3 separate regions of the Homo sapiens genome follow, and regions 1 and 3 are each linked to region 2. A link is an interaction called in ENCODE POLR2A ChIA-PET data of the cell type or tissue named here. Cell type or tissue: PC-9. All regions are shown on one strand. Region 1 has its middle 31 kb from the start of TRA2B. Region 2 has its middle 22 kb from the start of TRA2B. Region 3 holds the start of TBCCD1 (TBCC domain containing 1).

Evidence for each region. Peaks named below come from ENCODE experiments on the same cell type or tissue, not always from the same donor. Only the 100,000 strongest peaks of a DNase experiment are listed, where the experiment ranks them.
Region 1: POLR2A ChIA-PET joins it to region 2 with 12 read pairs; 9 of 35 experiments call an interaction of 5 or more read pairs at or near these places.
Region 3: POLR2A ChIA-PET joins it to region 2 with 10 read pairs; 6 of 35 experiments call an interaction of 5 or more read pairs at or near these places.

What each region holds. Positions count from the first base shown.
Region 1 is chr3:185,905,967-185,908,466 of GRCh38, reverse strand. No RefSeq gene overlaps it. Among named protein-coding and RNA genes, the nearest start is that of TRA2B, 31 kb to the left of the region's middle. In PC-9, a CTCF peak has its summit at 1,094; a DNase peak (open chromatin) is centred at 946.
Region 2 is chr3:185,959,253-185,961,752 of GRCh38, reverse strand. It overlaps the pseudogene NMRAL2P. Among named protein-coding and RNA genes, the nearest start is that of TRA2B, 22 kb to the right of the region's middle. In PC-9, no CTCF peak of the experiment used is centred here; DNase peaks (open chromatin) are centred at 782, 1,512 and 1,812; H3K4me3 peaks cover 2,500 bases; H3K27ac peaks cover 2,500 bases.
Region 3 is chr3:186,565,824-186,568,323 of GRCh38, reverse strand. TBCCD1 (TBCC domain containing 1) reads left to right here and starts at 985. Exons shown (of 8, transcript NM_018138.5): 1 at 985-1,057. RefSeq lists a silencer at 792-1,081. In PC-9, no CTCF peak of the experiment used is centred here; a DNase peak (open chromatin) is centred at 983; H3K4me3 peaks cover 2,240 bases; H3K27ac peaks cover 1,710 bases.

The DNA of each region.
Region 1 (2,500 bases), 53 kb after region 2:
ATATCTATACAATGGAATATTATTTGGCAATAAAAAGGAATGAAGTAATGATACATGCTGACATGAATGAACCTTCAAAACATTTTAAGTGAAAGGAACCAGTCACAAAAGACCATATATTACATGATTTAATATATATGAAATATGCAGAACAGAGAGTTCTATGCAGAGAAAGTAGACTAGTAGTTTCCTAGGCACGGCAATTTGCAGGAGGAAGGGGAAGTGACTGCTAATAGGTATGGCAGTCACTTTGGGCCTGAGGAAAAATATTCTAAAACTGATTGTAGTGATGGTCACTTAACTTTGTAAATATACTAAAAGCGATGGAATTTTGCACTTTAAGCAGACGGATTTCATCTTAATAAAGCTGTTAAGCACTTCCAGTCACCTAAAAACACTATTAAGAGAGTAGGGCCAGGAGTGGTGGCTGACACCTGTAATCCTAGCACTTTGGAAGGCTGAGGCAGGAGGATCCCTTGAGCCCAGTAGTTCGAGACCAGCCTGGGCAATATAAGGAAACTCTGTCTTTTAAAAGAAAGAAATAGGCTGGGCGTGGTGGCTCATGCCTGCAATCCCAGCACTTTGGGAGGCCGAGGTGGGCGGATCACTTGAGATCAGGAGTTCAAGACCACCCTGGCCAACATGGTGAAACCCTGTCTCTACTAAAAATACAAAAATTAGCCGGGTGTGGTGGTATACACCTGTAGTCCCAGCTACTCAGGAGGCTGAGGCAGCAGAATAACTTGAACCCAGCAAGCGGAGTTTGCAGTGAGCTGAGATCACGTCACTGCACTCCATCCTGGCAACAGAGCGAGACTCCATCTCAAAAAAAAAAAAAAAAAAAAGACACTGCAGCTTCTGCCCTCCTCTCTCTTCGGTCACTTGCTTTGGGAAAGGCCAGTCATCCTGTGGAGAATCCATGTGGTAAGGAACTGTGGCATCTTGCCAACACTCAGCCCCATCTTGCAGCCATGTGAGTAAGCCATATATTATCTTGGAAATGGATTGTTCAGCCTACTAAAGCCTGCAGGTGGCCACAGCCCCATGTAACCTCTTTACTGCAACTTCATTAAAGACCCTGAGCTAAACCACCCAGCTAAGACACTCCAGAATTCCTAACCCACAGAAACTGAGAATAAATGTTTATTGATGTTTTAAATCAGTATGTCTTAAAGGAATTTCTTACACAGAATAGTTAAATACAGAACCCAATTTTTAAAAGTGCACAACATCTTGAACAGGCATTTCATGTAAATAAAAAGGATATGCAAATAGCTAATAAGCTTAGCAAGGAAATGCAAATGAAAGCTCCAATGAAAAACTGCTGTATACTCACTAGAATGACTCAAAATTTTGAGGTTTTTTTGAGGCAGGGTATTACTCTGTCGCTTAAGCTGGAGTGCAATTGTGTGATTATGGCTCACTGTATCCTCGACCTCCCAGGCTCAAGCAATCCTCCAACCTCAGTCTTCCGGGTAGCTAGGACCTCAGGCACATGCCATCACACGCAGCTAATTTTTAAATATTTTGTAGAGACAGGGTGTCCCTATGTTGCTCAGGCTGGTCTTGAACTCCTGGGCTCAAGCGATTTGTACTCCTCAGCCTCCCAAAGTGCTAGCAATACAGGCATGGCCACCGAGCCCAGCCCAGAATGATTAAAATTTAAAAATTTACAATAGCAAGTGTTGACGAGAATGTAGGGCAACTAAAACTTGTATACGTTGCTGGCAGAAGTATAAATTGGTACAACCACTTTGAAAAACTATTTGACAATATATATTAAAGCTAAACCTTCATATACCCTATGACCCAGAAATTTCACCCCATAGAAATGAGTGCTTACATCTGCAATAAACATGTACAAGCCAGGCATGGTGGCTCACACTTGTAATCCCAGCACTTTGGGAAGCTGAGGCAGGTGGATCACTTGAGTCCAGGAGTTTGAAACCAGCCTGGCCAACATAGTGAAATCCCATCTCTACTACTACTACTACTACTACTATTACTAATAATAATAATAATAATAATAATAATAATATAGCCAGGTGTGGTGGTGTACACCTGTAGTCCCGACTATTCAGGAGGCTGAGGCACAAGAAGATCTTGAACCTGGGAGGCAGAGGTTGCAGTGAGCTGAAATCATGCCACTGCATTCCAGCCTGGGTGACAGAATGAGATTCTGTCTCAAAAAAAAAAAGTATGGGAATGTTCATAGTAGCTTTATTCATAATACATCCAAACTGAAAACAACTCAAATGTCCTTCAATGGGAAATAAATTGTGGTATATTTATATGATGAAATAGAATACATCAATACAAATAGGGAATACCGGCTACAATTGGTTACAGGGATGGATCTCACAGACATAATGTTGTTGAGTGAAATAAACCAGACATAGAAGAGTACGTAATATATGATTCCATTGATATGAAGTTCAAGAACAAGCAAAACTAACGGTTGTTGAAAGAAATCAGAAGAGTGGTTGCTTCTTGAGGTTGT
Region 2 (2,500 bases):
GCAAAGGCCCCACCCTTAAGCCTGGATACCTGCTGCCCTAAGTAATAGGCATTCCTGTTTTTGCACCCCAAAAGTTGCCTTCTGGCCTGCCACCACCCCTATCCTGTATCCATATAAGCCCCAAACCCCAGGCTCCAGAAGCAGACTAGGAGACAAGGAGACAAACAGATGGCAGAATGGTGCAGCAGAGGAGAGAAGAGAAGGAACGTCAGGAGGAGTTTGGCTGAGGATGTTCGGAGAATCAGCCACTGGACAGCCAAACTCCAGGGCAAGATCATATTTCTACTCCATCCCCTGTCTAGCTCCCCAACCATCCCACTGAGAGCCACTTCCACCACTCAATAAAACCCCTGCATTCATCCTTCAAGTCCATGTGTGACCTGATTCTTCTGGGATGCTGGATGAGGGCTTGGGATACAGAAAGTTGTCACACTAGCCCCCTCCTTTTGCAAAAAGGCAGAGGGTTCACTGAGCTGGTTAACCCTTAAGCCATCTGTGGATGGCAAGGCTAAAAGAGTGCACTGTAACACATGCACACTTGGGCTTTGAAAGTTACAGACACCCACCCCTAGATGCTGCCATAGGGCTGGAGCCCAAAAGCACTTGCCCCAGTTCCTGCACCTACCGGTATGCATGCTCCCCATCTCTTAAAGAGTTTGAGCTTGCAGTGGCAGAACAGAGAGCCACACCCCTGTGGCACACCCTGTGGTGGGGGACCAGGACCAGGGAACTCTCTCTTTTCACTATCATGAGAACAGGCTGGGGGAACCGCCCCCAGCATTCATTTATCTCCACCTGGTCACTCGTATGACATGTAGGGATTGTGGGAACTACAATTCAAGATGAGATTTGGGTGGGGACACAGTCAAATTATATCAGTAACAGAGGGAGATCATTCTAGGTTGAAGAAGCAGCCAATACAAAGGCCAGAGCCTTTGTATTTGTGGGATTGTTTTGGAGGAACAGCAAGAAAGCCAGGGTAATGAAGCGGAGTGAGAGGAGGGTGGCAGGAAGAGAGTTCTGACACAACATTTCCAAGGCCCTGTTGCAGGGCATTAGCAGGACTTTGCACTTTACTGGGAGTGCCATGGGGCTGGGATCTTTTAGAGGGTTTTGAGCAGAGGCCTGACATGATCTGACAGTTTCAAATGGATCCTTGGGAGGCTGAAATGAGAATAGATTGAAGGAGAAAAACCTGATTTGATTTATATTGTGCAAAGATGGCTCTGACTGTTGAGGAACAAACTGTAAGGGAGCCAGGAATGCAAACTTCCCACACACTCCATCCTTGCAGACTCCCTGGAAGATTGGTCAGGCATTGGATATTCACTACAAACCCCCAGGCCCCTCACACTTGTACCTTTTGCTTATTAGGAAGTGAGTGGAGAGAAGACTTCAGAGTATAGCTTATGTTGAAATGAGACTTATACCAACCAGTTAGCCCCATGACTGGGAAAGGGAGATTACGTCAGTGTCCTTGTCCTGCTGAGATCAAGTTACAAATCAAATCATGCCACCCCTTTACCACATCAAGAACTAAAGCAATAGGATACTTTAAAAAATTTCTTCCAAAGAGCTCTTTGTTCAGCCCACACTTGCAGGCTCTAAAGTTACAAACAGGAAGACAGGAGAGTGAGCAAAGTCAGCATGCCCTAAAAATTAAAGACTTTTTACCTGTTGCTCCAAACACTGTAATTACTTTCTTGCTGGCCATGTTATCAGGAAAAGAGAGAGTCAGTGGAGTAACAGAACTTTCCCTGGAGCAGCGACACCAGCCGAAATGCTGTGTTTCTTCTCTGGTGAGAATTATAAACCCATTCCAATTACCACGCCTTTTATTGTGCCCCTCCTTGTTCCTGTTACCACTAGTCCACTTACTCACTGTGACACTGCAATTTTCAATTTTCTTTTTTTCTTTTTCTTTTCTTCTTCTTTTTTTTTTTTTTTTTTTTTTTGAGATGGAGTTTTGTTCTTGTTACCCAGGCTTGAGTGCAATGTCACAGTCACAGCTCACTGCAATCTCCACCCACTGGGTTCAAAGGATTCTCCTGCCTCAGCCTTCCAAGTAGCTGGGATTACAGGCACGTGCCACTATGCCTGGCTAATTTTTTTTTTTTTTTTTTTTTTTTGTATTTTTAGTAGAGACGAGGGGATTTCACCATGTTGGCCAGGCTGGTCTCGAACTCCTGACCTCAGGTGGTCCGCCCACCTTGGCCTCCCAAAATGCTGGGATTACAGGCATGAGCCACTGCACTCAGCCAACACTGCTGTTTTCTTTCTTTCTTTCTTTCTTTCTTTCTTTTTAATGGAGTTTCACTCTTGTTGCCCAAACTGGAGTGCAGTGGCGCAATCTCAACTCACCGCAACCTCTGCCTCCCGGGTTCAAGCAATTCTCCTGCCTCAGCCTCCCAAGTAGCTGGGATTACAGGCATGCACTATCACACCCAGCTAATTTTGTATTTTTAGTAGAAGTGGGGTTTCACCATGTTGTTCAGGCTGG
Region 3 (2,500 bases), 610 kb before region 2:
TTCCTTAATATGTATTGTCTATTCTCCCTGTTATACACTCCAAGAAAGCAAGGACCTTGTCTGTTTTGTTCACTTCTGTCATTCTAGTGCGTACCACTGTGCCAGACACACAGTGGTACTCAACAAGTAACAGCAGGGTCACTGAGCTAATAAGTGGTGCAGCCTGGATCCTAACCCAGGTATGTGTAAATTTGAAGCCCCTGCTTTCAGGAAGATACCCAGTAGGGACAATGGCCACACAAAAGAGGAACTAAATTGCATTTTACGGTCTAATTTACCTTTGTATCTATCACACCTAGAGAGGCCATAAAGGAACTAAAAAAAGCAGGAAATGTCCAGAAATTCTGAAATGGAAGTTTAAAGGAAGGAGTGATGGCTTCTGCCCGGTAATCTGAAAAAGCTTCATGAAGGTGGAAACACGGCAGGAAAGCTAACAGAGTTAAGGAGCTGACACCGAGGGGCGGCAGGGAGTGCCAGTCTTGCTTCAGACGCCCTGGGCTTGAATCTTGGCTCCATCTCTTGTGTGACCTTAGGGTTGTGTTATTTTCACCTTTCTAGGCCCTAGTTTCTTCATCAGTAAAACGAATGTACTTAAAGGGCTCTTGACAAGACTTAGGAAATACACATAAAGTTGCTTTACACAGTGCTGAGACCATAGTAAGTGCTCTATAAATGCAAACTGCCATTAGTATTAGTAGCATTTCTGATGAAAGCGTGCTGATCTTACCAGCAGCTATTAGCTGACCACAGTTATGCGGAGCAACAGAAAGCTTCCTACCCCCCCGGGTTGAAAGGCGCGACACCAGAAAGCGGTGGGTCTGGCTCCAGGTGCCACTGTTGCGGACTCTCGACCCCAGCCTAGATTTTCTCAGACGCTTGAGCCGCAATCTGCCGCTCTAGCAACGGGGTCCGCCAGGTCTCGGTGGTGCGGGGCCTCGCGCTTGCGCAGTGGGCACGGCAGCGGCGCGCGGAGGAGGGTGAGGGGCGGGCCCAGCGAGCGGACGCCGGGCGCGGCGGCGCGCGGAGAAGTGCGGCGGAGCGGCGCCTGCATTAGCAGGTAACCGCGCACTGGGTGCGCCGGGGAGGGCGGTGTGGGTTAGTCAGGCTTCAGGCTTGGGTCGAGGAGGCTGCCTTCGCGCTTACCGCGTCTCGGGTCAGCTACCGACCCTGTCAGCGTGAGCGTCTGTGTTCCTGAAGTCCGGTCGCGACGCTGGGGCGGCCCACGCAGAGTCCCACCCCGGATCGCGTCCAAGGTGGCGGCGAAGCCCCAGGACAGCCGCCTTGGACCCACGCCGATCTCCCGACCTGAAAAACCTTAACCTCAGGGCACCGCCAGGGTCAGAGCCCCAGTTTATGTTTGTTTACGGATTGAGCCCTCTCGATTCTCGGAGTTAGAATGGAGGGCTCATCTCTGGGATCTGGCTGTTGACAGGGGCTCAGTACCTCACAGAGCAGCCTCTTTACATTTTGGAGAGAACCGAGGTCTTCCTCGCCTAACTTTTATCGTCTGGTTTTACTCAAAACGACTCCAGTCTCTCCACATTGGAAGACAGCTGCCTTTTGCCCTTCCACGCCCTTCTTTTGAGTTTACTCTCCCTGGTTCTTTCACCTGGCTTCCTGTCTAAGACTCTTTATTCTGGAAATTCTCTTCTGGATCCACTCCCGTTTTTAAGAGATTCTCCCAAAACTGGATTCCTAGAGTACATTTATAGTAATGCAGTTCTCAAGTCAGACCTGAATCCTAATCTAGAGCTGTGCCAGCTAAGTAGGTGTCCTTAGGGAAATCCCTTAACTTCGCTAAGCCTCATTTTTTTTTCATCGAAAATGTGTACAGTCTTAAGTACTGTATCTCCAGGTGGTTGTGAGGATGAAAGGAGGTGAAGTATGCAAAATCATGAGCATGATACCTGGTACATAGTAAGCACTCGATTGATGTCAGTTATTTTTCCGAACAGATGATTCTCGAGAGAGGCACAGTTGGCAGGCCGGGTGCGGTGGGTCACGCCTGTAATCCCAGCACTTTGGAAGGCCAAGGCAGGCGGATCACCTGAGGTCAGGGAGTTCAAGACCAGCCTGGCCAACATGGTGAAACCCTGTCTGTACTAAAAAAATACAAAAATTAGCCTGGCGTGGTGGCGGGAGCCTGTAATCCCAGCTACTTGAGAGGCTGAGGCAGGAGAATCGTTTGAACCTGGGAGGTGGAGGTTGCAATGAGCCGAGATCGAGCTATTGCACTCCAGCCTGGGCAACAGAGCGAGACTCCGTCTCAAAAAAAAAAAAAAGAGAGAAGCACAGTTTTCTTAGAATCAAATGCAAAATATAATAATAGCAATAAAATTTTCATCAGTCATATAATTGATTTTTTAAATTAGTTTTTATATTTTTAAAAAAATGATGTTGCTAATGTTGAGGAGTGCACAGTGAAGTAGGTACCAGAGTCAAAGGATGGTACAATTTGATAAAATCATTTGGAAGCAACAAGGATATATTTCACAAGCTT